2 separate regions of the Mus musculus genome follow, and region 1 is linked to region 2. Evidence: chromatin contacts called from ENCODE Hi-C or POLR2A ChIA-PET data. All regions are on one chromosome and are shown on one strand. Each heading gives the region's core, a stretch centred on a gene start or an enhancer-like site at or near the end of the contact. The rest is flanking DNA. Distances are from core to core; before and after follow the strand shown.

Region 1 (4,056 bases), core at 490-2,989, 42 kb after region 2:
GGAAACACTCTGATGGAGCCCCAGCATGGGTTAGCTTGCAGCCACCAGCATGTGAGAATGGCAGACATACAAATGGTAAGAAATATTCATGCCGTACCATTAAGAGAAGACTGAATTTAGAACTGTGTGCGCGTGTGTGTGTGTGCGTGTGCGTGTATCTCTATCTCATATTCTTGACTTTATACAACATGTACTAAGAGATGTAACCACTAGATAGTTGGTTTACCAGCAATCTTATTTTGTTCCTGATTGCCTAAACTTTCAAGATTACCACAACTAATATGTCCTGGAACTAACTCATCCTGTAAGCCAGGCTGGACTCACTCTCAAGAGATCTGCCTGCTTCTGCCTCCCAAGTCCTAGGATTGAAGGTGTGCATCACCGCTGCCCTTTCTAAGGAAAACTGGGGTAGCTCGTTCCTCCTCCTTCAGTTTCTGCAGCTTCAGCTAAGCAACGTGGGGTGCTTTGCCTTGTATGGAAAAGGCTGAGGTGTGATTTGAACTGTATGCCCCCCTTCCCCATTCACTGAAGGCCTCGGTTCTATCTTGAAGGCAGACACAACTTCTAGAAGGATAATCAACTTAGGCAGATCTCTGTGAGTTCAAGGCCAGCCTGGTCTATAGAATACCAGGACAAACAGAGCTGTTACACAGACTAAACAAACGAAAAAAATCCAAGGGTTTCCCACCCCTCTTCTAAGTATGTCAGACTCAGGGTTGCGCTGTGAGGGCTTCACAGTCTGGGTTGGCCCACAAAAGCTGGGGCAGAGGGCAGTTGGGGCACACCTGGTTCCAGGCAGGCATGTTCTCCATCCAGTGACTGTTTCAGGGGATTACAAAACCCTACTTACCACCCTGCCCCATCCAGTTCCTCCCAGCCAAATCCTGCTCCACCTTGTGAGGTAGATCAGTACTGGGGGCTGGAGAGTGAAATATCACTACTAACTGAGCTGAGTGGGTGGTGTCGCCCTCAGCAGCTGGGGGGATGGCAAGTGATGTAACACGTGTTGCAACATTAGTGAGTACCAGGATGGAGAATGAAGCCAGGCTAGCCTAGGATACCAGGTTGCCTGGCTCAAACTGGGTAACCAGCCGAGCTAAGCATGAATCTTGCCTCATCCTTAACCAAATGACAGGATGCAGAAGAGTCAAGTTCCCCTAAAGAGAAGCTAGTTGTAGTGGCACACCTGCAATCACAGCACCTGGGATGCCAAGGAAGGAGGATTAAGAGTTGGAAGCCAGCCTAGGCTACAAGGCGAGACCTTTTAAAAACTGGAAATAATTGTCTGGGACTCCGACCTGAACTAGCTAGCCGTCCGTCCAGCACAGGGCAGCACGCTTTGGCCAAAGTCCCTTCCTGAAAGTCGTCTTGCTGTGGGTGCCCTCAGGATGAAAGCCCTAGGGATGACTGACACTCACCCCATCGCCCAGACCCCTCGCGTGACAGGGCAGATCCTTTATTCTTGTTTTCGCTGCGGGCAGCTTCCGCCCGACGCTCACCCCGCAGGACCCCGGAGTAGGCGGCGATGAGGGTCTTCATGCTGAAGCCAATGCACGTCACGGCCGTGCAGAAAGCCGCCTCACGCCGCGCCCCTGACCCATGCCCCGGCCGCCGGGGCCAGGGCTTCGCGCTGAGCTCCGGGAGCTGAGGGACAGCGCCCAGGCCGTGGCGGCAGCAGGGCGAGAGCTGAGGTAGGTAGCCGCTGCCACCCTAGATGAGCAGAAAGCCAGCGAAGCGCGGCCACGGCGCCGAGCGCCGCTGCGCGCGCACTTTATAACCTCACAACGGGGCGGGTCGTGACGCTATAGGGCGGGGCAAAAGGGTCCGCCCCGGACTGTGCCATGTTCTTGTAGGGGGTGAGACTCCCGGCGATAAACTATGCACAGAGCCCAGGAAGGCAGCATGGCCTGAACTGTACGGTTCAGAGTCTATAGAATACGGGCAAGGGAGCCGGAGTCCCGGTGTATGAAACTACTCCTGGTTGCCCCAGCGACCGCCTTGTCATTCTCCCAAGCCTCTCTCTCAGACGTTAGTACGGTCCAGCAGCTGGAACGTGGGCAGGGAGTTTGAGCACGTGCGGGACGATCCGGACCGTGCGGGTGCCTGTGTCCCTTTTGGCTGTGCTTTCCTTGGGCAGGCCTAGCCTGCAGTGAGTAGTGTTGGAATTCGTTAGGTTACAGCTGGACCTGACAGTTACCCAAGTGCCGCAGCCTTTCCTTTTACCAGCAAAAAAATAGGAGTGATTGAGTCTTATCAGGAAGGAACCTAGAGCGATGGAGTCTACTACCTGTAATCCTACAATCCTAGCAGCTCGCTCTCTCTCTCCTCTCTCTCTCTCTCTCTCTCTCTCTCTCTCTCTCTCTCTCTCTCTCTCTCTCTCTCTCTCGCCTCTTCTCTCTCCTCTCTCCCCCTTCTCTCCCCTCTCTCCTCTCTCTCTCTCCTCTCTCTCTCTCTCTCTCTCTCTCTCTCTCTCTCTCTCTCTCTCTCTCGCCTCTTCTCTCTCTCTCCCTCCCTCTCCTGTATGTATGCAAGAGTTTGAAGCCAGCCCAGGCTACATAGTGACCCTGTCTCCAAACACCAAAGACAAAGGCAATACTACAAGCATAGTGAGTGATGGACTTCAAGCCCAGTTCCAGACCTCTCTTCCTCTCTTTTCCTCAACTTCAGGGTGTCTTTTGTTTGGCTTGGTTTGCCGGAGGGGGGCAGGGTGTGGGGTTGAGGGTTGTGTGAATGTTGATGTTTTGGTTTTTCTTTTCTTTTCTCTTTTTAGAAATTGGGTTTCTCCTTGTAGCCCTGGCTGTCCTGGCACTATGTAGACTAGGCTGGCCTGAATTTATAGAGATGCACCTTTGTCTGACTCTAGTGCTGAGTGAAAGGCATGTGCCACCACTCGCAGTTTGCAGCTTCAGTTTTCTTTCACATCTGTAAAAACGGGAACACCCGTGATTGTATTGTGAGAGGCTTTGAGAATTGAGGAACTGAGGTATATGGACTAAGCTCACTACAGGCACTGGGACTCATTCCCATTGCCCACAGAGGAAGAGGAGTTCCGCAGAATGAGGGTGTGAGCACAAGCCGAAGGGCAGCATCAGTCAGCATGTCTGGATTGGGGCAGGACCATAGAGACTGTAGTCCTGGCAACGTGGGAGATGGAGACTGCAGTGACATGGGATTAGAAAATCCTCCAGTGTCTCTCTTAAGACTTTGGGGTGGGACTGGGTTCTGGGAGAGCCTTAAAAGAAACGAAAGAGGTAAGATGAATTGTAGGATCCCTCTTGACAGAGTATGAGAAATAAACGTGAGGACAGGTTGCAGTGGGGAGCTGGGTGAGTGGGAGAATCTCAAGCAAAGGCAGTGGTTAAAGGTATGCCCTTCAGAAAAAAGATAGGACTGGGGTGTGGCTCACCTTTGGGTTGCATACTGTAAGGTCTAGGTCAATAGGGCCTTGGGGAAGAGCAGAAAAGAAAGGAGGTGAGTTCTACCTGAAGAGGGGAGAAAGTCCCAGGGCCTGTGACAAATGCCATTAGTGAAACCTAGAAACACTTGCATGATGAGTGGTGGGGCACAAATCTCACTGAGAAAATACTACCAAACCCAGAGAACTGAGTCAACCATAAATAGAAGGAAAAAGATCCTAGGGCATGATGATGCTCTGTGGTAGTCCTAGGTCATTTTATGGAACTAAGGGAAAGCTACTGGCATGCCATGCTCACGGGAGACTCGAGATGGATGTATGCTGTGCAACAACTGTGGGGGGAGAGAGGTATATATATATATATATATATATATATATATATATATATATATATATATATGGGGGGCAGAACAATACACAAACATACACACACACACACACACACACAGCATGGAAGACCTCGGGTCACTGTATGGCACATTCCTGCTCCAGGAGCATCTCTGTAGAGGAGGCCTTGTGCCAGGACCCATGAAAAACTCACTTACCTCTGCTACTGTCCGATGGGCAGAGATTAATCTGGAAGGTTATAAGCCTGGGGTGTAGTCTTTCCTTTAGCAGTGACTTGTCAAGTGTCCTTGCTA
Region 2 (4,440 bases), core at 1,568-4,067:
TGAATTCTAAAAACACAAAAATCACTTCACAGAAGAAGTTAAAGAAGCAATTAAACATATGCAATGATATTAAAATTCATAAGGCTGGGCAGGAAAACTGAGACCATGTGCTTGATATGCTGTCCAATAGGCAATAAATGGAGCTTTTAAAATATTAGCCAGGTAGTGATGATGCACACCTTTAATTACAACACTTGAGAAGCAGAGGCAGGGGGATCTCTGTGAGTTTGAGACCAGCTTGGTATACAGAGTGAGTTCCAGGATAGCCAAGACTACACAGAGAAATCCTATCTCCGGTAGTGGGGATATATATATACATCAGTTAAAGAAATGCACATTAAAATAACAAAATGTGTATGCACTATGTGTAGTGGTACACACCTTTAATTCTACCAGCAGAGGCAAGCAGACCTCTTTGAGTTAGAGACCAACCTGGAGGAGTGGGTAGACCATAGCTATTCATCAACCACGGAAAAAAAAAAAGGTTCCGGATTAGGTACATAAATTAAAATAAGGCAAACCAGAGGCACATGCCAGTAGTCCCAACCACAACTCCCAGAAGCTTAGGAGGCATAGGCAAGCGTTTATGAGTTCAAGGCCAGCCTAGTCTATATAGTGAGTTCCAAGATACCCAAGGGCCTTATAATGAGACCCTGATTAAATAATAATAATAATAATAATAATAAATTAAATTTTAAAAAGACAAACCATACACCTTATACATAATTTTGTGGGCTTTCTTGGGCAAACCCAAATCTTTTCCAGAAGCAGATAAGGTAGAAGGAGGCCAATACTATTGGAACTTGTATTATAGAGTAAGTTAATACGTTAATCAACAAAACGCCTATTTTAAAAATATTTGTTTCCCCAAACTTGTGCATTTGGTCTAGAAAGCAGAATTAATATCAACCACAGAAGGAATGTGTTTTTACATAGGCTGCCTCACAGTCCAAGGACGACACGCCCAGAAAAAACTTTAAGTGGCATGCCAAATCCTCACGCAGCACCCAGCTGACACTTAGGACACTATATGCCAATCTAGAAACTCGACCAACACTAACAAATGGAGTTGAACTGTGTTGAACCGGCAGTTGGCTTGGATTAGTTCTTCTAGTTTTGAACCGTTATTGCTAGAACAGGCTCTAGTCAGGAAAACATGCCTTGTTCTCTTCTCCAACCCGCCATGCTCTCACAGCTTCCCTAAACTATGCCCATCTAGATGCCCAATTTCTCCAGGCGGCTCCTAACAGTGCTCACTATTGCTTCTCCCAGCAGGCCCTCACACTCCACCTCCCACACAGGCAAAAATTCACATTAATGCCCAATCCACAGACTACTCTCCCAGCCACCCTCTCATCCTCTCCCACGACCTGGAAACGCAATACAAGCCTCATTCCTTTCCAACTCCTAATATTCTCCAAACTCCCTCTCCAATGGCACTACAAAACCTGGGCACATGCCTTCTGATTTGCTAAATTCTCTCCTACTACAGAGCCTTGCTTCTGCAGTTAACGTTGCTTCCCTACTCATCCGGCACCTCATCCGGCACCGGGTTGGGGGGGTGGGGTGCAACATTGCTCTTTCCTTTACATTCCGATGCACTCTATGCCTGGCCCTCTCTCCCATAGCCTCTGCGCTCCTAAGTGGCTCCTTCCTGTCTCTTGCAAGGATGGAAAGTTACAGAAAGGGTCTGAGGGAGCTCGTCCTGTGGACCGTGGTGGAGCAGCTGCTCTCAAGTCTAAAGCAAACTATTGCTGCTGAGCACAAGCTGGAGTCAGACTCTGTATTTGGAAATCCATCCCCACCAGAAACACTAACAGAGAGGCAGTGAGCAAGCTTGTTCCTAGAACTGAGAAACCGGGACAATAAAACCAGCTATCTCATGGAGTTGTGACGATTCAATGCTCACTTTGCACAGACCCAGCTCGGTAACCTCTCCATGACTGACAGTTTCTCCAGGTCCTCTTCAATGCTAAGGTTCCTGCAGAGTCTCCCCGAGGGACTGAGGGAGGCCAGTGGAAGATGTACTGATAGGCGGGTGTTGCCAAGAATTTTGTCAGATTCCCAAAGTCAGTGTTCTCTTGTCCTTATTACACACACACACACACACACACACACACACACACACACACACACACACGTGAGATACAAGCTATGAATATTTACTTCAAATCCTCCTTCCAGACACTCACCCGAGGGAGTGGAGTGTGCCATGAGGATCTGAGATTGGAAAGGAAACCCCAACGTCCCAAATACCTTCCTCAGGAGGAGCGGAAGGAAGCACCCGAAACGCTAAGAATAAGTGCAGAAAACCGACTCCTCGATCGGGGAGCGAAAGGGAAAGCGCGGCGGCGGCCAGCGGGGCAGGGCTCCCCGGCGCCTTCTTGGAGGGATGCGGGGGTCTGAGCGCGGGAACGGCCGGGGAGGGGGCTCCTCCTCCTGTCAGCCCTCCTCAGCCCTGCGAGCCCCGCCAACCTTCTCCGCCCCCCGGCTCGCGGCCGGCTCACCTGCTGAGACGGCAGCTCCACATGCAGGGCCCGCGCGGGGGCACCGGACGTCAGCGCGGCGGACGGGCCCGGGGGTGGCAGGGGCACCGGGCCCCCGAGCGAGGCGCAGGAGCTCATCTGGACCCCTGAGCCGCCGAGCGGCCAGGTGGGCAGTCCTCCCGCATCGGCCGCTGCCTCCCGAGCTGTGATTCGCAGAGCCCCTACAGCCTAGAAACCGGGCACCGAGAGCCCCAGCAGCTCTGCGCCCGCGCTGGCCACCGCCGCTGGCTAAGGAAGAGCCATATTACCGCAGTGCAACCCCTCCACCCGGCCCAGAGCTGGCGTGCTCATTGGTTCCGTTTCTGAGAGGGCGGGACCCGGTGGCGGCCAAGGGACGTGCTATTGGCCAGTGGGCCCGTCCGTCGTCGGCCGCAATGGCTAGGGGCGGAGGGACTCTAGGATGGCCTCAATTGCGTCTGTCAAACCCGGGCTAAACCTGGGGCGTAACTTCTCTTTGCCTCAGCCTAATTGGCCCTTTCCCTATTGAGGGGTGTGGTCTCCTAGGGAAGCCTCGTGGGCTATTGCTCTAGAGCGCTGTCAGTTGTCAGTGAAACAGGGACGGCTTCTTGATTAGGTAGAGCGCGCGCCTGGTATGTCGTGTCACGTGCAGAAGTCTGGAGAGTCACCTGATTAGTGAGAGTCAGTCCTCTAAGCCACTTCCGCCCTAACCTAGTTGCTATGGTAACAGAGCCTCCAGTGGAGGGCGGGGACCCGCTTGGCACCAGCTGAGTCGGGATGGATGGATGGTCTGACTTCCCGAAGTGTTCTCATCCACGTACAAAAAAAAAAAAAAAAAGCCACGCTTTATGACTGAGAGGGGGAGCCGCCACCGAGCCGCGATCACTGAGACCAAAGATCCATCGGGCAGTCCACCAGCTCTTCAGTGATCCACTCAGACCTGCAAGTCCACGCCCCTTCTAGCTTCTATAACTAGTAAGCTTAGCCACAAAGTGTGCCAGCCAGCCAAGAGACTGTCTCACCTCTGCTGGTGGGATGCTTATGCTCTGCCTAGAAAGCCTTTACTGCTTGTGACTAACGCTTGCTTAGCCATCGTATTTCAGCTGGGGCAGGAGTCCTTCCAAAAGACTTCTCTGAAACTCCGAATTAGGAAACTTGCCTTTACCACAGACCTGCTTATTCTATTGTGTTGTCTTTGTTTGTTTACTTGCTTTGCGCGGGGGCGGGGCGGGGGGAGGGGCGAGATTTGGCTGACCTGCCACTCACCATGTAGCTCAATCTACCTCAGCTCCCCAGGTGCTGGGACTACAGGAGTGTGCCACCACAGCAGCCTCCACTTTGTCTTTTAATAGTCATTTAACACACACAGCCTCCCCGAATTCAAACACTCATATGTGAATTCCTCAACCAAAAGACCTTGTCTGATTCGTCCCTGGATCCGCATTGCTTGCAGATAATAGAGAAATGAATATGAAGGTACAGCTCAAATGCCCTCCCTTCCCTGAAGACTTCTTTGACCATAATAGCAGCTACAGCCATTGCTTCTATAAGTAGCACTGAGTCATTTTGCAGAATATTGATTCCCCCGTCCCCATAGAGTGTGAATTTCTCCACCACCTGGACTGTTATAGCTGAAAGAACACAGTGTTCAGAGAGGCAGACACAACAGGAAGCAGGCAGTTTGGGATTCTGACTGCCACCTTCTAGCTTTGTCACTGAGCAGGTCAGCTCCCCACTGTCTGTCCATGCGCTGAATAGTACTGGTGTCACTGAGGGGGGTGGTAGGTGGGCCAGTATCTGTGCCCATGAAGACTCCAACATATAATAGATGGATTTAAAATCTTTTACTGAGTGGGAAGATGTATATATAGCTCAATGGTTGAGTAGATGCCGAATATTCACAAGGCCTTGGGTTCAATCCCTAGCACTATTTAAG

The links. A loop is a pair of places that touch in the nucleus more often than their neighbours do. ChIA-PET counts read pairs that join two places held with the same protein, here RNA polymerase II (POLR2A).
Region 1: POLR2A ChIA-PET joins it to region 2 with 16 read pairs in embryonic stem cell. The contact joins the promoter of Dgat2 here to the promoter of Uvrag in region 2. A Hi-C loop is called at or near these places in 2 of 37 maps with a recorded cell type or tissue (both heart). POLR2A ChIA-PET finds 5 or more read pairs at or near these places in 3 of 5 experiments (Patski and embryonic stem cell).

The regions. Positions count from the first base shown.
Region 1 is chr7:99,180,974-99,185,029 of GRCm38, forward strand. It overlaps Dgat2 (diacylglycerol O-acyltransferase 2), which reads right to left and starts at 1,740. Exons shown (of 8, transcript NM_026384.3): 1 at 1,419-1,740. The coding sequence starts at 1,539.
Region 2 is chr7:99,138,327-99,142,766 of GRCm38, forward strand. Uvrag (UV radiation resistance associated gene) reads right to left here and starts at 2,818. Exons shown (of 15, transcript NM_178635.3): 1 at 2,508-2,818. The coding sequence starts at 2,624.